2 separate regions of the Homo sapiens genome follow, and region 1 is linked to region 2. A link is an interaction called in ENCODE POLR2A ChIA-PET data of the cell type or tissue named here. Cell type or tissue: A673. All regions are shown on one strand. Links, peaks and the distances in the headings refer to the core of each region. The heading gives the core; the rest is flanking DNA. Region 1 overlaps RTF1 (RTF1 homolog, Paf1/RNA polymerase II complex component). Region 2 overlaps RPAP1 (RNA polymerase II associated protein 1).

Region 1 (9,827 bases), core at 853-8,852, 95 kb before region 2:
TCAGCCTCCCGAGTAGCTAGACTACAGGTGCACGCCCCCATGCCTGGCTAATTTTTTGTATTTTTAGTAGAGACGTGGTTTCACCATGCTGGCCAGGATGGTGTTGAACTCCTGACCTTGTGATCCGCCCACCTCGGCCTTCCAAAATGCTGGGATTACAGGCATGAGCCACTGTGCCTGGCCATACTATTGTTAATATGGTATTTAATGTAGTAGAAGAGGGATTGTACTTATCAGATGCAGTTGTTTGTTGATGAAGGAGAGCTGTTTGTTAGGTTTTCTTTTTTTTTTTTTTTGAGATGGAGTCTTGCTCTGTCACTCAGTCTGGATGGAGTGCAGTGGCACAATCTCGGCCCACTGCAAGTTCCGCCTCCCGGGTTCACGCCATTCTCCCACCTCAGCCTCCGGAGTACCTGGGACTACAGGCGCTCGCCACCACGCCTGGCTAATTTTTTGTATTTTTAGTAGAGACAGGGTTTCACTGTGTTAGCCAGGTTGGTCTTGATCTCCTGACCTCGTGATCCACCCACCTCAGCCTCCCAAAGTGCTGGGATTACAGGCGTGAGCCACTGCGCCCGGCCTAGGTTTTCAGTATGTAGAGCGGAACCTCCTTAACAGGAAGGCAGTACTAATGTCTTAACACTTCAGTTACAGTAACTTTTAACAGATGTCTACTATGGTTTGATTGATAGCAAATCCAAATTTCTCTTATAACGAATTGGTATTAAAACAGGCATACTAGGCTGGGCATGGTGGCTCACACCTGTAATCCCAGCACTTTGGGAGGCCAAGGCGGCGGCTCACCTGAGATCAGGAGTTCAAGACCAGCCTGGCTAATGTGGTGAAACCCTACTTCTACTAAAAATACAAAAAATTAGCCAGGTGTTGTGGTGCACACCTGTAATCCCAGCTACTTGGGAGGCTGAGGCAGGAGAATTGCTTGAACCAGGAGGCCGAGGTTGTAGTGAGCCGGGATCGCACCATTGCACTCCAGCTTGGGCAACAAGAGTGAAACTCCGTCTCACAAAAAAAAGAAAAACAAACAGGCATACTGAGGTCGGCTGCGGTGGCTCACACCTGTAATCCCAACACTTTGGGAGGCTGAGGTGGGCAGATCATCAGGAGTTCGAGACCATCCTGGCCAACATGGTGAAAACCTGTCTCTACTAAAAATACAAAACTATTAGCTGGGTGTGGTGGCGTGCACCTATAGTCCCAGCTACTTGGGAGGCTGAGGCAGGAGAATCACTTGAACCAGGGAGGCGGAGGTTGCTGTGAGCCGAGATCACTCCACTATACTCCAGCCTGGGAGACATAGTGAGAGTCCATCTCAAAAAAAATAAATAAATAAAAATATAAAACTGGCATAATAATGCATTTGTGAAACTGAAGGGGTCAGAGAAGAGATTACTTACCAGAAGTCTTTTTTGCCTTTTTGAGACAGAGTCTCACTCTGTTGCCCAGGCTGGAGTGCACTGGCATGATCTTTGCTCACCGCAACCCCCACCTCCCAGACTCAAGTGATTCTCCCACCTCAGCCTCCTGAGCAGCTAGGACTACAGGCGTGCGCCACCATGCCCAGCTGATTTTTGTATTTTTAGCAAAGATCAGGTTTCACCATGTTGGCCAGGCACACCTCAAGTGATATACCTGCCTCAGCCTCCCAAAGTAGTGGTATTACAAACGTGAGCCACTGCACCCAGCCCAGAAGTCTTTAAAGCTTATAAATTTACATTAAAGTAATATGGGAAAAAAGGTAATGGTAAAGACCATAAACGTATTACTATATAACCCAGCAATCCCAGTCCTAGGTATTTACTCAAAGTGAAGTAAAAACTAATGTTTACATAGAAGACTATACATGAACATACAATTACCCCCAAATGGTAACAACTCAGATGTTTTATTGTTGTTGTTTGCTACCACACTTTTTTTTTTTTTTTTTTTTTGATGGAGTTTTGCTCTTTTTGCCCAGGCTGGAGTGCAATGGTGCTATTTCAGTTCACTGCAACCTCTGCCTCCCAGGTTCAAGCAATTCTTCTGCCTCAGCCTCCCGAGTAGCTAGGATTACAGGCATGCACCACCACGCACAGCTAATTTTTTATTTTTAGTAGAGATGCGGTTTCTCCATGTTGGTCAGGCTGGTCTCGAACTCCCAACCTCAGGTGATCCGCCACCTTGGCCTCCCCAAAGTGCTGGAATTACAGGCGTGAGCCACCACGCCTGGCCTTTTTTTTTTTTTTTTTTAAGTAAAGATGAGGTCATGCTATGTTGCCAAGCTGGTCTCAAACTTTTGGGCTCAAGCGGTCCTCCCACCTTGGCTTCCCAAAGTGCTGGGATTATAGGCGTGAACCACTGCACCTAGCACAAATGTTTTTCAGCTGGTAAATGGTTCAACAAACTGATACATTCATACAGTGGAATACTACTTAGCAAAAATAGAGACAAACTATAGTAATGATACATGCTGTAATGTGAATGAATCTCAAATGCACTGTGCTGAATGAAAGAAGCCAAACTCAAAAGGCTAAGATACTATATGATTCCATCTATATGATGTTCTATAGGGACAGAAAACAGGTCTCTGGTTGCCAGGGAATGGGAGAAGGGATGTATAAAGATGAGAGAATTGAGGGATGATGGAACTGTAGAGTGTAGATGATGGGATATGGAGTGGAACCTCCTTAGCAGGAAGGCAGTACTAATGTCTTTTTTTTTTTTTTTCTTTTTGAGATGGAGTCTTGCACTGTCACCCGGGCTGGAGTGCAGTGATGCGATCTCTGCTCACTGCAACCTCTGCCTGCCAGGTTGAAGCAGTTCTCCTGCCTCAGCCTCCCGAGTAGCTGGGATTACAGGCGCACATCACCATGCCCGGCTAATTTTTTGTATTTTTAGTAGAGACGGAGTTTCACTATGTTGGCCAGGATGGTCTCGAACTCCTGACCTCGTGATCTGCCCGCCTTGGCCTCCCAAAGTTCTGGGATTACAGGCGTGAGCCACCGCGCCTGGCCAGCAGTACTAATGTCTTACTTTAGTTACAGTAACTCTTTTTTTTTTTTTTTTGAGATGGAGTCTCGCTCTGTCGCCCATGCTGGAGTGCAGTGGCGTGATCTCAGCTCACTGCAACCTCTGCCTCCTGGGTTCAAGCGATTCTCCTGCCTGTAGCCTCCTGCCTACAGTAACTTTTAGCAGATGTCTGCTGTGTTTTGATTAATAGCAAATCCAAATCTTTGTTATAATCAATTGGTATCAAAACAGGAGTACTAGTGTATTTGTGAACCTGAAGGAGTCAGAGATGAGATTAGATCTTCTCTGTATCAGAGAAGATAAAGATCTTGACTGTGGTCGTGGTTTAAAGTATTTGTCAAACTCATAGAACTATATGTGTTAGTATATTAGAAAAGTATATTAGAAAGGATAAAATATATATAAATTATACCTCAAGTTTGGGTTTTTTGTTTTGTTTTTTTTTTTATAGAGACTGGGTCTCTACAAGCAAGCCTCCTACCTTGGCCTCCCAAAGTGTTGGGATTACAGGTGTAGACCACCGTGCCCAGTTTACCTCAGGTTTTAAAACGACTGTAAACACACAAGTGTTGATATAATTTGCATTTGGTCCATAGAGTTAACATTTTGGTATGAAAAAGCAGAGTATGATTTCAGTCTTTCAGGAAGTTGGTATGTTAACTCTGTCTAGTGAAATGACAAGAGTTAACATTTTATGAGTGTTTATCAACAAGAGAGTCAGTTGTTTAATCTGAGAAGGTCATTTCTCATTTTAGCCAAGGAGGGAGGATATACTCCTAAAATAGAGACTGGAAGAATAAAACAGATACTTTGTAGCAGTCTATTATTTTACAGTCTGTCTTGGCACTTGATCCATAATTGTATAGCACCATCATCGTTAAGGAATATTACTACTAGTGTTTATTAGCTGTATCTTCTCTCTTTTGGCAGAAGGGAAAAATGTTTCAGACTAGTAAGCCATGACTCAGTTAGGAGCCAGGATTCTGTCTGCCGAGGTTTGAATCCTGGCTCTATCATGTACCAGCTGTGTTACTAGGTAAGTTACACAGCTTGGGTAAGTTACTTAAACTCCTTAGTTTCTTGGCCTGGTGTGGTGGTTCACACCTGTAATCCCAGCACTTTGGGAGGCCAAGGCGAGTGAATCACCTGAGGTCAGTAGTTCAAGACCAGCCTGGGCAGCATGACAAAACCCCATTTCTACTAAAAGTACAAAAATTAGCCAGGCATGGCTGGGTGCAGTGGCTCACGCCTGTAATCCTAGCACTCTGGGAGGCCAAAGCAGGCGGATCACGAGGTCAGGAGATTGAGACCATCCTGGCTAACACAGTGAAATCCCGTCTCTACTAAAAAAAAAAAAAAAAAAAAAAATTAGCTGGGCTTGGCTGGCACCGGTAGTCCCAGCTACTCAGGAGGCTGAGGCAGGAGAATGGTGTGAACCCGGGAGGCCGATCTTGCAGTGAGCCAAGATTGTGCCACTGCACTCTAGCCTGGGTGACAGAGCGAGACTCCGTCTCAAAAAAAAAAAAAAAAAAATTGCCAGGCGTGGTGGTGGGTGCCTGTAGTCCCAGCCACTTGGGAGGTTGAGGCAGTAGAATGGTATGAACCCGGGAGGCGGAGCTTGCAGTAAGCCGAGATCACACCACTGCACTCCAGCCTGGGCGACAGAGCAAGACTCTGTCTCAAAAAAAAAAAAAAAAAAAAATTAGCCAGGCATGGTGGCATTCTCCTGTAGTCCCATCTACTTGGGAGGCTGAGGCACGGCCATTGCTTGAATCTGGGAGGTGGAGGTTGCAGTCAGCCGAGATCGTGCCACTGCACTCTAGACTGGGCAACAGAGTGAGTCTCTGTCTCAAAAACAATAAGAGACCAGGCATGGTGGCTCACGCCTGTAATCCCAGCACTTTGGGAGGTCGAGTTGGGCGGATTACAAGGTCAGGAGATCGAGACCATCCTGGCCAACTTGGTGAAACCCCGTCTCTACTAAAATACAAAAAATTACCCAGGTGTGGTGGCACACCCCTGTAGTCCCAGCTACTCGGGAGGTTGACTCAGGAGAATCGCTTGAACCCGGGAGGCGGAGGTTGCAGTAAGCCGAGATCTCGCCACTGCACTCCAGCCTGGGCGACAGAGCAAGACTCCATCTTGAAACAAACAAACAATAAAAACCAAGAACAACAAAAAAATCTCTTTTCTTTCATTATCTTTAAATGGTAATGATATCAGTTGTTGTGAAGATTAAATATCAGATGTTTAGAAAAGTACCTTGCATTGGGCCGGGTGTGGGGGCTCACATCTGTAATCCCAGCACTTTGGGATGCCAAGGCGGGCGGATCACGAGGTCAGGAGATCGAGAGCATCCTGGCTAATGTGGTCAAACCCCCTCTCTACTAAAAATACAAAAAAAAAAAATTAGCCGGGCGTGGTGGTGGGCGCCTGACAGCTACTCGGGAGGCTGAGGCAGGAGAATGGTGTGAACCCGGGAGGCAGAGCTTGTAGTAAGCCGAGGTCGCACCACTGTACTCCAGCCTGGGTGACACAGCGAGACTCTGTCTCAAAAAAAAAGAAAAAAGAAAAGTATCTGGCATCTAGTGAGTACAGTATAATTGTGGACTGGTATTGGTATTAGCAGAAAGCAGAGCAAGTAACCTTTTGTTGCGTTTTTGAGTGACTGGACTGAGTTGAGGAGACTTCAAGTGAGAAGGGAACCATGTGACAGAGCAAATCTTGGTTGTAGTCATGGCTTACTTACTGGTACTTCCTTCTTACTGTCATTTCGCTTAAATGACCAGGACAAGGCAGAGGTGGTGAATTGGGAGAATAGGGCTTGTGAAATTAGGATTCTGGTGTAGTGGCCAGCACACTTACTGCTTGTTGTCACAGACTGGATTAAACACTGGACACTTTTTTTCTGGTTTAAGTATTCAAAATATAAAATGACCTCAGAAATTACAGTTTGTAAGCTTATTCAAAACTGCCCCACAAATGCCAATTTTACCATTAAAATACTAAACCGGATAAAACAGTGACTAGGTTACCTTTGTAAACATGTTTCTTACCAGTCCCAGAGAATCAGTGCTTCTGTTGTTTAGGGTAGAATCAGGAACAGTTTGGGGATAGCCTCCAGTTTGGTTCCATTTCCTGTCCAACTTCAGACATATATTATCCATTGAAAAGGTGGGGCAGATTTTCTAAACATTTCTTCAGCATCTTGGAATCCTAGCAGTCAGTCTGTTCATGCTGATAGAAGTCCCTGTGACAATGTCCTTTAGTTGAAAACACAAAAATATAAAAAAGATCTAGAGAGGGTGGGCATTTTATTATTCTTGGATATTCTTTCTCTGTTGAACAAAACTGATGTGCCTATTTTTGTCCCATTAGGAGCTCTTGTCCCTGGCAAAGCGAAAGCGCAGTGACTCTGAGGAGAAGGAGCCGCCTGTGAGTCAGCCTGCAGCCTCGTCAGACTCGGAGACGTCTGACAGTGACGATGAGGTGGGTGTGGAGGGCCTCGGCTTCTGGGACCATTAGATAGTTGAGGCTCCTCGCTTTGGTGGCTCCTGTTGGCCTCATTTCCTTAAATGGAGACTTACAGCCTAAGATCTACAAGAATTTATTGGGGAAAGAAAATGGTGTAAGGAAGGCCGGGCGCTGTGGCTCTCTCCTGTAATCCCAGCACTTTGGGAGGCTGAGGTGGGTGGATCACCTGAGGTCAGGAGTTCGAGACCAGCCTGGCCAACATGGTGAAACCCTGTCTCTACTAAAAATACAAAAATTAGCCAGGCGTGGTGGTGCACGCCTGTAATCCCAGCTACTAAGGAGGCTGAGGCAGGAGAATTGCTTGAACTCAGGAGGCAGAGGTTGCAGTGAGCCGGGATCGCCCCACTGCACTGCAGCCTGGGTGACAAAGCAAGACTCTGTCTCAAAAAAAAAAAGAAAATGGTGTAATGAAAGCTATTGAATGTCATGTTCATTGTACTGCTAGTTACCTAGTGGGTCCCTCTGCAGGACATGCGTAGTCATTCTGTAGCTTTTTTTTTTTTTTTCAGCCTTATTGCAGAAGTGGTACAGTCAGTAATCCTATTTTTTCTTTTATTTTCTTTTTTTTTTTTTCAAGACAGAGTCTCACTCTGTCACCAGGCTGGAGTGCAGTGGTGTGATCTTGGCTCACTGCAACTTCCGCCTTCCAGGTTCACGCCATTCTCCTGCCTCAGCCTACTGACTAGCTGGGACTACAGGCACCCGCCACCAGGCCTGGCTAATTTTTTTTTTTATTTTTAGTAGAGACGGGGTTTCACTGTGTTAGCCAGGGTGGTCTCAATCTCCTGACCTCGTGATCCACCCACCTTGGCCTCCCAAAGTGCTGGGATTACAGGTGTGAGCCACTGCGCCCGGACTCTCTTTTTTCTTTTTGAGTCATCTTTTTAATCTCACTTTCAAGTTAGAAAATAAATTCTATCAAGGATGCTGTAGTTTAATGGGAAATACTTTAGTGAGAAAAGAAACTTTGGGAAGATTGATTCAACATCCCTCCGAGTGATGGTGTTAACTTCAAAGGAGGAAAATCCAACTGTTCATTGTCTAGACCAAGGTCACTTTCCCAAATTACCTACCAACAATGGCAGGCCCTAAAAGATCCAAAACCTTAATGGAAGACAGGGATGAGGGGAAAGATATTTGAAACACTTCTACATGTTTCTCATTTGATTTATTTATTTTATTTTATTTTTTTGAGATGGAGTCTCACTCTTATCGCCCAGGCCAGAGTGCAACGGCACGATCTCGGCTCACTGCAACCTCTGCCTCTCGGGTTCAAGCGATTCTCCTGCCTCAGCCTCCCAAGTAGCTGGAACTACAAGCACGCACCACAGTGCCCGGCTGATTTTTGTATTTTTAGTGGAGACAGGGTTTTGCCACGTTCGCCAGGCTGGTCTCAAACTTCCGACCTCAGATGATCCACCTGCCTTGGCCTCCCAAACTGCTGAGATTACAGGCATGAGCCATTGCACCCAGCCTTTCATTTGATTTAAAGTATTTTCTTCCCCTTAGTAATTACTTGCAGAGAAGCCGGATATCACCTTTCAGTGTAATTTCTTACCCTACAGCCTAGGAAAATATTTGTTAACAGTAAAGTAAAAAATGTTTATTTAATATAATGAAATTTAATTAGCAGCTGAATAGTATTTACCGGTGCCCTGCATGTGCATATTGGAGTGATTGCCTTCTGATCAACTGTAGTGATAATTTCTTTCTTTTTTTTTTTTTTTTTCTTGAGACTGCGTCTCACTCTGTCACCCAGGCTACAGTGCAGCGGCGCAATCTCGGCTCACTGCAACCTCTGCCTTCCGGGTTTAAGAGATTCTCCTGCCTCAGCCTCCTGAGTAGCTGGGACTACAGGTGCGTGCCACCACACCTGGCTAATTTTTTATTTTTAGTAGAGATGGGGTTTCACCATGTTGGCCAGGCTGGTCTCAAACTCCTAACCTCAGGTGACCCGCCCCCTTGGCCTCCCAAAGTGCTGGGATTATAGGCGTGAGCCACCGCGCCTGGCCTCTTTTTTTTTTTTTTTTTTGAGACAGAGTCTCGCTCTGTTGCCAGGCTGGAGTGCAGTGGTGCGATCTCAGCTCACTGCAACCTCTGCCTCCTGGGTTCAAGCAATTTTCCTGTCTCAACCTCCCAAGTAGCTGGGACTGCAGGCGCATGTCACCACACCCAGCTAATTTTTTGTATTTTTGGTAGAGTCGGGGTTTCACCACGTTAGCCAAGATGGTCTCATTCTCCTGACCTCGTGATCTGCCCGCCTCGGCTTCCCAAAGTGCTGGGATTAGAGGCGTGAGCCCTGTGCCTGGCCAAAAGTTTATTCTTTTGTTTATTTTTAATGGATAAACTATAATTTCTCTCAAATTAACAAAAAATCAGTGGGGGGTCTATGAAATAATTTGCTTTTTCATTTTGTTTTCTGTTTTCTTTCTTTAAATGCCTAGACAATACAGAAAAACCTTGAAATAATTTTCTCTCCCACTAGTCCCCTCTTTTTTTTTTTTTTTTTTTTTGAGACGGAGTCTCACTCTGTCACCCAGGCTGGAGTGCAGTGGCGTGATCTCGGCTTACTGCAAGCTCCGCCTCCTGGGCTCACTCCATTCTTCTGCCTCAACCTCCCAAATAGCTGGGACTACAGGCGCCTGCCACCACTCCTGGCTAATTTTTTGTATTTTTAGTAGAGACGGGGTTTCACCATGTTAGCCAGGATGGTCTCTATCTCCTGACCTTGTGATCCGCCCGCCTCGGCCTCCCAAAGTGCTGGGATTACAGGCGTGAGCCACCATGTCTGGCCTCTCTCCCACTATTCTTATAGCTACTTTTATTTTTCATGTTTCAGAAGTCAGCTGCTGTGGTCCACCCTTGCCACTCAGTATTGTATTAAGTTTGAATATGTGTTATGCCTGGAATACCCTGTAATGTGTTTGTGGTCTCTGGTATTCCTTAAGATACAAGCAGTAAGTCTGCTTGGAACACATTCATTCTCCATATGTCTGTTGTTAAAAGTTAGGTCAGAGTCCTAACTTTTGCAGTTAGTACTGAGATTCCCTTCCTCCTTTTTTAGCCAAAGCATTAGAGGAGCCCACAACTTGTGTTAGAGGAGATCCACATCCATAAAATTCTTCATGGTTTAGGGTTCCCTTTGTTACTTGCAGCTGCTTAATGAAGTAAAAAACTGCTCATCTTAGAACACTACCCAATGATTTGTGCACGTATTGGAGAAAAAGCTGACAGCAAGCTCCACCCTGCCCAGCAAGAAATGAGCG
Region 2 (9,827 bases), core at 1,278-9,277:
GGCCAGGCTGGTCTCGAACTCCTGACCTCAAGTGATCCACCACCTCGGTCTCCCAAAGTGTTGTGATTACAGGCGTGAGCCACTGCACCTGGCCAGTAGTAGTATTTTTGAGACGGGGTCTCGCCCTGTTGCCTAGGCTGTAGTGCAGTGATTGGTGCAACCAGCCCACTGCAGCCTCCACCTCCCAGCTCAAGTGATCCTTCTACCTCAGCCTACCGAGTAGCTGAGACTACAGTCATGTGCTACCACATCTAGCTAATTTTTTGTTTTTGTTTTTTGTAGAGACAGAGTCTTGCTATGTTGTCCAGGCTGGCCCCTGAACTCTTGGCCCCAAGTGATCCTCCTGCCTTGGCCTCCCAAAGTGCTGGGATTACAGGCCTGAGCCACTACACCCAGCCCTCCCTCTTTATAGCAAGGCTTGCTGGGCACCTTCTCTAGGGCTACTTGGCTATAGATGATGAATGCCTATGTGCATGAAGCCCTTCTGATCTGGGTCTAGGGAACAGGGAGACCTCCTATTACATCATGAGACCACAGTATACCTATATGATGCACCAGGCTCCAGTAAACAGGCTCCAGTAAACAGGTTCATGCCTGGTGATTTCTGTTGCATTTCTAAGCAACTGGATCAGAGAGGAAGAAGATGGCAAGAGCTGGCCACCCAGAGTTCAGGAGCCATGTTTAGCTCCCAACCCAACCCTGTCCCATGCATTCCCCCATCCCTTGCCCTGTGTCCTGCTCACCAGCCGGGCAGCAATATTCCTCCCAGCTGAGGCCAGGACACGAAGTAGTTTCATGGCAGTAGCACAGGGTACTTTGTATAGACTAGGGGTAGGCCCTGCCCCCACAGGAGACCAACTGGTGGGCAAGAACTCTCGAACTATAGTCTCTATCAGCCGAGGGCACTCCAGGACCTATGGGAGACAGGAGGTAAAAGGGAGGAAGGGAGGCTGTGGGTCAAGACAAGGCCCAGCTAGGCTTTTTGCCCATTCCCTGCTCCCTTTTTTCTCACCCTTGTGGCTGATTCCAGGGAATGCCGGGCCAGGCGGATGAGCACAGCCAGGATGTCAAGGACCACCGCAGGTCCTGGGTATGTCACCTCCAGCACGTAGCGCAGCCGAGGCAGCAGGCTGGTAGCCAGGAGCCCCTGGGAGTTGGAGAGAGAAACCCACTGACAAATGCAGCTGGACCCTGGGCATTGATGGCCCCTCTTTCCAGCATGTGCTTGTCCCCTGGGCCATGGGATGGGAAAGAAGCTGTCCCTTTACCTTGATGACATCATGTCGGGCCAGGTCAGGTGGAGGCCGGCTTTCTTCTTCAGGGCTTTTCCTTTTTGCTTTTCCTGCTGGGCATTCTTCATCCTCGTCCTCATCCTCCTTGTCCTCCTGGCTGGGCATCAGAGGGAACGTCAAAGCTCCATGGTACCAAGAGAAGGTGCTGTCGAGGAGCTCCTGCCAGAGGAACGGGAGTTGGGGGGCAATGCTGAAGGGGCCAGGAAATGGATCCAGGAGTAGAGAGGATGCTCCCCAATAAAAACCATAAAGGCAAGCCTCCTGGGCTTTAGGGACTTTAGGAGATGAGGGAGACGCCTGCCATCCCATTCTACATCTTGCCCGCAAAGCCTTAGCAATGGGGCCATGCCCAGGAACAGGAATATGGACCCTGGCACCTCCCAGCCCAAGCCCCATTCCTATCCCTGTGGTACCTCATCTCCAGGAGCCACCAGCAGAGCCCGAAGAGCACGGATGGCGGTTGCAATGACCCCATCCACTCTGTCATCCAAGGAGAAGCGCAGTAGGAAGAGGAAACCAGCATCCAAAAGGAGGCTTAAGACACTGCCTGCTAGCCGGTCCCCAAACTCACCAGCCTGGGCCTGAGGGCAGGAGGGTAAAACCTTGCTGAAGATGCTGAAGTTATCTAGAGGCTTTGCCCTAATCCTTCGTTTGCCCCCCTATGATCCTAGGTTGTTAAAAGCACATAGCTGGCTAGTGAGCCAGAGTGAAAAGGGCAGGAGATGGGGAAGTCTGAGGCTGTGGGGTGAAGGGAAGGGTGGGCAGGACCAGGCTGGCAATCCACTCACCCTGCTGATGACCTGGGCTAACACATGCAGTGCCAGTGCTCTCTGCTGGGAAACCTGGCTGCGGGTCAGGTGGAACAGCTCCTGTAGGGAATACCCCGCTCTCTGGGGCAGGGACAAGAAGTCAGAAGCAGCCAGGATACAGCACAGTGCCCCCAAAACACCAAGCAAGGTATCACAGGAAAGACAAAGATAAATAAGTGAAATCTGCCCTGCTTTCCATGGAGCCTCAAGCCGGTAAAGATAAGACTTGCATACAAGTAACCATGCCATGAGGCAGATGCAGAGGAACGTGATAACTGATGTTTAATTTGCGACCGGCGGACAGGAGAGAGAGAGAAGGGAACCTGGAAAATTAAATTGGTCTCAGTGGATGGGTAGAGCTTTGATGGCCTGACATGGAGCAAAAGGCAAAGGCATTTCCTGGAGCGAGTGGAGTCCTGGAGGGCCCTGAGCACAGGAGGTATGTGGGGAGAAGCCAGCAGAGTGGTGTAGCAGGAAGTGAAGGAGGCAGAGCAGCAGGGTCAGCAGGGACAAAAGGTAGAAGGAATATCTTGCCCAGCTGAGACCAGAACCTTATTTTGTGAGCAGAGGGAAGCTGGGAAACTTCTGGAGGCAAGGCATGGCCTGAGCTGGGCCAGAAGAAATCAGCACAGCAGCCCCGAGAGACATGGAATGGCAGGGGGGCGGAGAATGGAGGGCATGGAGAGTGAGCAGACCAAGGAAGCAAGGCCACAGTGCAGGAGGCATCATGAGGAGGTGACAGAAGATCGGCAAATTCTAGCAACTGACCAGAATACGGAGAGAGGATCAAGATTTTGAGCCTAAGAAACTGAATGCCACGCCTGTAATCCCAGCACTTTGGGAGGCCGAGGCAGGCGGATCACAAGCTCAGGAGATCAAGACCATCCTGGCTAACATGGTGAAACCCCGTCTCTACTAAAAATACAAAAATTAGCTGGACGTGGTGGCATGCGCCTGTAATCCCAGCTAGTCAGGAGGCTGAGGCAGGAGAATGGCTTGAACCCAGGAGGTGGAGGCTGCAGTGAGCCAAGATCATACCACTGCACTCCAGCCTGGGCCAGAGCGAGATTCTGTCTCCAAAAAAAGAAACTGAATGCACAGCAAAGGCATGAACTAGAACAGGGCACACAGAAGGTCAAAGGCAGTTGACCAGAGATCCTTTTCCATGGGGTTGTTAAAAGAGCTGCCCCATCCTCTCCAGTCCCATGCCTCACCTCTGCCTCCTCTCCATGGTGGTGCAGACCCAGGTGGGTGGGCAGGTCCACGTCAGGGGCCAGTAGTTCTCCCTGAAGACTGAATCGAGCCTGCATCCTCTAATGGGAAGAGAAAGAGGACTGTGGTCTGGGGGCTCCAGCAACCTTCCCACACCCACTCCCCACCTTTAATCCCAGGCCTTTCAGGACTTAGGTACTGACTCTACTTCTACCAGAAATGGGGCTTATCTGGCCTTGGGGGCCAGGCAGAGTGATGGTAAAGGTGGGTGAGAGCAAAGGAGAGATGCTTCTCAGGCTCTGGGCAATAGAAAGGCCTGAGTTCTGAGGGCAAGAGCAGCAGCTCCTCTCCTGCCCTATCTCACCCACCCCTTGTAGGCCAGGTGGCCCTCCTCACCTCCTGTGTCTGCTGCCGCCGGACAGGGGGCAAGTCCTGGGTCCAGTGGAGCTTCTCCAGCTCGACAGTGTCCATGTGCAGCCATTCTTTCTGAGGGGTCACGGGCAATGCCAGAGCTGGGGAGACAAAGCATGATAGTATTACCCAAACGGCTCAGCTCACTATCCACAGGGGTCCCCACCATCACCCAGCAGCTGCCACATCCACTTCTGTTCCAGGATCTGCCAGCTTCTACCCTCGGTTATGGCTAAATGGCATGGCCCAGGGACTGGAACTCCTGGGGCTGGGGTGAAAGTCTCAAATATGACAGACACACTCCATCCTGGGCTCCAGCCCCTTGCTGACCCCAAGGATTTGTTGGGAGGGGAGAGAGGAGGAGAAGGAGAAGGAAGAAAGAGAAAGAAAGGAGAAAAAGATGAAGAAGGAGGACCACATATGTCAGGAAGGCACCATCTCCACTTTCCAGTACCAGCCCTTAAAGGAGTAGGAGAGTGGGGACAATGAGGAGGAGGCAACTATACTGCTCCTGGGGGGCAGGATACAGAAACAAATCCCACAGCATTTTCCTCCTTCACGCCTACCCCCACCCAACCTGCTCAGCTGGCCTGGAGCTCCTCCGGGGGCATGAGGTTCCTGGCTCTCATAATTCAATTTCTTATTTTGTTAATCACTAATGAAATAATCTAGTTTCTGGGAAATGAGTGCTTCCACTGGCCTCTCTGCTTCTGGTCTGGCATGTTCATAAGATCTTTGTCAGATTCTGCCTCTCTTATTACTCTGGCCCTGCCATCTTTCCCCCAGCACTGTGAGCAGAGAGAGAAAGAACAGTGGGATGGACAGAGCCAGAGCTGGGGCAGCTACAGCAAGGACAGGAAGATAGTCTGCCGGGAGCGGGTGGAGTGGGATTCAGCCATCACGCATTGCTGCCTCTTAAAAGGGAAGGCGGAGAAGGGGCAGTAACAGGACAAGAAAACAGGAAGCATGTGCAGGAAGAAGACATGCATCAGCAATGAAGACTGACTTGAAGCCAATAATGAGGATTAATGTTAGATGTCCAAAAGCACAGAAGCTTCTCTCTTCTCTCATTTGCCAGGCCTAGGAAAAGGGACAATTTCCCCTACTTTTATCCACCAAAATATGACCCCCGCCTCCTGCAAACCTGGGGCTTCTGGCTCCAGCTTGTCTCTCTTCCTGGGCTCACTGGCAAAAGCTGACATGAGGGGTTCCTCCTTGGTGACATTAGCAGAGGGTCCTCCTGGCCTCTGCTCCTCAGAGGCTGTCTCTCCTGTTTGCTCTTGCGTGTGGCTGTGAGATCTCAAGAAAGCAACCAAGCTGGGGTCTAGAGGCGAAGGTAGAGGGGAGAGTGAGTGAGGGTAGATCCTCCCTGGCCTCCTACAGACCTGGAACCCGCTGAATATCGCCTGTCTGTGGGTGCCAAGGACAGGACAAGCTGCTTCCGAGCCTGGGCCTGAGCCTTCTGGGTGCTCCTGTGGCCCATCAATGACCCAGCCTTCTCACACCTGTGGGGTCACTAGGCCCACCTGCCCACCTGCCCACCTTTCCCTCTATCCCTCACAGTCCACTGGCCCAGGTTCCTATGCCTATCCCTTTGGTTTCAGGTCACAGTTCCAATGTAAGTGGCTGTAGAATGAATAAGTTAATGTTGACTAGGGCCAAAAAGAAGGCATTTACAGAAAGAATTTCCTTCTCTTAGCTAATTTATTTATGCACACACACATATATATATATATATATATATATATATTTTTTTTTTTTTTTTTTTTTTTTTTTTTTTGAGACGGAATCTCGCTGTGTCGCCCGGGCTGGAGTGCAGTGGTGCAATCTCAACTTACTGCAACCTCCATCTCCCAGGTTCAAGGGATTCTCCTGCCTCAGCCTCCTGAGTAGCTGGGATTAAAAGTGCCTGCCACCACGCCTGGCTAATTTTTGTATTTTTACTAGAGACGGGGTTTTACCATGTTGCTCAGGCTGTAAATATATATTTTTAAAGAGATAGGGTCTTGCTCTGTTACCCATGCTGGAGTGCAGTGGCACAATCGTAGCTCACCACAGCCTCAAACTCCTGGGCTCAAGCAATCCTCCCGCCTCAGCCTCCCAAGTAACTGGGACTACCGGCATGCACCACCATATCTGGCTAATTTTTTTTTTTTTTTTTGAGACAGAGTCTCACTCTGTCGCCCAGGCTGGAGTGCCATGGCACGATCTCGGCTCACTGCAAGGTCCGCCTCCCGGGTTCAAGTGATTTTCTTGCCTCAGCCTCCCGAGTAGCTGGGACTACAGGCGTGTGCCACCACGCCCAGCTAATTTTTGTATTTTTAGTAGAGACAGGGTTTCACCGTGTTGGCCAGGATGGTCTCAATGTCTTGATCTTGTGATCCGCCCACCTCAGCCTCCCAAAGTGCTGGGATTACAGGCGTGAGCCTCCACACCTGGCTGTAATTTTTTATATCTTTATTTTTTGTAGAGATGGGGTCTCATGATGTTCCTCAAGCTGGTCGTAAACTCTTGGCCTCAAGCAATCCTCTCACCTCAACCTCCCAAAGTGCTGGAATTACAGGGCAAGGCACCATACTGAGCCCTAACACGTATTATACTCTATAGAGGTGCTAGTATACAGTGGGTAACAAGATTGACTGAGTGCCTGGCATTTTGGTGAACAGACACTAGGGGTGAGGCATAGCATAGAACAGTATCACAGAGTAGAAGAGACTATACATATACTAGAGTATAGCTATAATAAAGCATAGTGTATACTATACCAGGGTAGTACAGTTATACATAGCACAGTGGTTAAAAAGTAGGGCCTCGGCTGGGCACGGTGACCATCTCAAAAAAAAAATCGCAGCACTTCAGCAGGCCGAGGCAGATGGGTCGCTGGAGGTCAGGAGTTCAAGACCAGCCTGGCCAACATGGTGAAACCCATCTCTACTAAAAATACAAAAAAATTAGCTGGGTGTGGTGGTGCACATCTGTAATCCCAGCTACTCAGGAGGCTGAGGCAGGAAAATCGCTTGAACTAGGGAGGTACAGGTTGCAGTGAGCTGAGATCGTGTCACTGTACTCCACCCAGGACAACAGAGCGAGACTCCGTCTCAAAAAAAAAAAAAAAAAAAAAAAAAGCAGGGCATATGAGACCAGGTAGATCTGGGTTTAAATCCTGTGTCCTGTGCTTCTTATAAGGTGTGTGACCTGGGTAGAATTTCTTTTAAATTTTAGGCCTCAGTTTCTTTCATAAGTAAAATAGGGTTAATACCACCTACCTCACAGGACAAGTTTAAGGACAGAACTGAATAATGCATTAAAGGTCAGGCACGGTGGCTCATGCCTGTAATCCCAGCACTTTGGGAGGCTGAGGTCGGTGGATCACTTGATGCCAGGAGTTCGAAACTAGCCTGGCCAACATGGTGAGACCCCATCTCTACTGAAAATAAAAAAAATTAGCCAAGCATGGTGGTACACACCTCTAATTCCAGCTGCTGAAAAGGCTGAGGCACAAGAATCACTTGAACCTGGGAGGCAGAGGTTGCAGTGAGCCGAGATCGTGCCATTCCACTCCAGCCTGGGTGACAGAGGGAGACTCTGAAAACAAAAAACAAAAAACAAAAACCAACCTGTGCAATATAGTGAGACCTCATCTCTACAAAAACCTTAAAAGAAATTCGCTGGGGGCCAGGCACGGTGGCTCACACCTGTAATCCCAGCACTTTGGGAGGCACTTTGATCCACCTGAGGTCAAGAGTTCGAAACCAGCCTGGCCAATACAGGGAAACCCCGTCTCTACTAAAAATACAAAAAATAAAAAAATTAGCCAGGCATGGTGGCAGGCGCCTGTAATCCCAGCTACTTTGGAGGCTGAGACAGGAGAATTGCTTGAACCTGGGAGGCAGAGGTTGCAGTGAGCAGAGATTGCGCCATTGCACTCCAGCCTGGGCAACAAGAGGAAAAATCCGTCTTAAAAAAAAAAAAAAACCTAGGCGCAGTGGCTCCAGCACTTTGGGAGGCCAAGGCCAGTGGATCACCTGAGGTCAGGAGTTCGACACCAGCCTGGCCAACATGGTGAAACTCCGTCTCTACTAAAAATACAAAAATTAGTTGGGTATGGTGGTGGGCACCTGTAATCCCAGATACTCAGGAGGCTGAGGCAGGAGAATCATTTGAACCCAGGAGGCGGAGGTTGCAGTGAGCCTACGTCGCGCCATTGCACTCTAACCTGGGCAACAAGACCGAAACTCCATCTCAAAAAAAAAAAAAGGCCGGGCATGGTGGCTCATGCTTGTAATCCTAGCACTTTGGGAGGCCGAGGAGGGCAGATCACCTGAGGTTGGGAGTTCGAGACCAGCCTGACCAACATGGAGAAACCCTACCTCTACTAAAAATAAAAAAATTAGCTGGGCGTGGTGGCAGATGCGTGTAATTCCAGCTACTCGAGAGACTGAGGTAGGAGAATCTCTTGAACCCGGGAGGCGGAGGTTGTGGTGAGCCGAGATTGTGCTATTGCATTCCAGCCTAGGCAACAAGAGTGAAACTCTGTCCCCCCAAAAAAAAAAAAAAATTAGCTGAGTGTGGTGGTGTGTGCCTATAATCCCAGCTACACAGGAGGCTGAAGTGGGAGGATTGCTTGAGCCGTGAAGGTGGAGGTTGCAGTGAGCCGAGATCGTGCCACTGCATTCCAGCCTGGGTGACAGAGCAAGACCATCTCAAAAAAAAAAAAAAAAAAAAAAAAAGCATTAAAGTACTCAGCACAGTGCCCGGAACTCACAGTAAGCCTAGCTCAATAAGTGGTATTCCTCTCCTAGCCTGGTCTCAGCAGGAAAGCCAGGCACCCATACCAAGCTGGGCCAGCAACCGCTGCTGTTCCTGCAGGATCTCCTCAGGAGCCATGGCCTGCAGTCTTGCTATGTTCTCTTCATGGATAGTCTGGGCTTCCTGCTCAGCTTCTTGATCCCTGAGCCCCTTCCCTGTGACCAGATTGGGTCCCTGAAAGCTGTGGCTGCTCCCAGGAAGCTGGCAGCCCTGGTTCCTAGGAGTGGGTGTCTCACAGGTCACGGCACCTGGAAGAAAGGTATGATCACATTCATTGCTCTGTCCTCCAGGGCTCTAACTGGGCTTTTTGGCCTTCTTCTATAAGGCTATTAGCCCTGGAGACAGGTATAGACCCAAACTTTCCTCAGAGTGGAGACCCCACTGGGTCTGGCACAGGGACTCCAGGTGGCTTCTCCACTCACTGCTTCCCTAGTACTTATATGAAAAGGTTTTCCTCAGAAACATCCTAATTTCTGACTCCTCTTAGATATCTAGGCAGGCATCTATAGCCAGGGGCCTGCTCCCAGCTGTTAAGCTAATAATTTGCATCATTAAAGGGATCTTGGCCAACACATTTATTTTACAGTCTCTGCCAGACACTTCTGCCCTATTCCCTTTCTCTTAGGACTGCATAATGGCCTGCCCCACTCCCAGCACCTGAGACCCAGATATGGACCCAAGCCTCCCATACCTAGTATTCTCAGACTACTTGAGATGGCTCAAATGCACCTCTCATTTGAGGCAGGAAGACATATCTTCAAAAATGACCCTATGATTGTGTCTTTTAAAAAGGCCAAGCCCAATCCTCTTCAACCCCGGCTCACCCTCTGGTGGGCCCACGTTGGGCACAACTTCCCCAACTGATGGGCCCTTGGCTTCAGCTATCCTCCTTGCCGCAATTTCCTGGGCAAAGATGCTTCTCTTACCAGATGTTGCTGATTTCCCCTGTGGGGCAAAAAGAAAACCCAGGTTACTGATGCTCATCATCCCACTTTCCTCTCAACCTCTTTATATCAAGGCCTCTGGAACAAAGAGATAAAAGGGGATTTGCTCAATTTCCAGGGATCACAACCCTAGTTCTCAGAAAAAGGAGAGGTCTATAAGAGTAAAGGTCTTAGACTCTGACAGACTTGGGTTGAAGTTCTGGCTCTTCTACCTATTAGATGTGTGGTGTTGGACAAGTTATTTATCTCTTTGGGGTCTCAGTTTCCTCATATGAAAAATGGGAATAAGGACTCCTCATCCCCAAGGTATCATCATGATACCTGCCTTATATGTTTGTTATGAAGATTAA

What was found. ChIA-PET counts read pairs that join two places held together with the same protein. Peaks named below come from ENCODE experiments on the same cell type or tissue, not always from the same donor. Only the 100,000 strongest peaks of a DNase experiment are listed, where the experiment ranks them.
Region 1: POLR2A ChIA-PET joins it to region 2 with 5 read pairs; 4 of 35 experiments call an interaction of 5 or more read pairs at or near these places.

Annotation. Positions count from the first base shown.
Region 1 is chr15:41,431,916-41,441,742 of GRCh38, forward strand. RTF1 (RTF1 homolog, Paf1/RNA polymerase II complex component) reads left to right here. Exons shown (of 18, transcript NM_015138.5): 2 at 6,406-6,516. Among named protein-coding and RNA genes, the nearest start is that of RTF1, 20 kb to the left of the region's middle. RefSeq lists an enhancer at 1-360. In A673, for the core only: no CTCF peak of the experiment used is centred there; no DNase peak of the experiment used is centred there; H3K27ac peaks cover 1,023 bases.
Region 2 is chr15:41,526,155-41,535,981 of GRCh38, forward strand. RPAP1 (RNA polymerase II associated protein 1) reads right to left here. Exons shown (of 25, transcript NM_015540.4): 5 at 9,358-9,478; 6 at 8,560-8,781; 7 at 4,869-5,048; 8 at 3,710-3,825; 9 at 3,316-3,414; 10 at 2,081-2,182; 11 at 1,706-1,873; 12 at 1,269-1,451; 13 at 1,013-1,147; 14 at 744-914. Among named protein-coding and RNA genes, the nearest start is that of RPAP1, 13 kb to the right of the region's middle. In A673, for the core only: no CTCF peak of the experiment used is centred there; no DNase peak of the experiment used is centred there.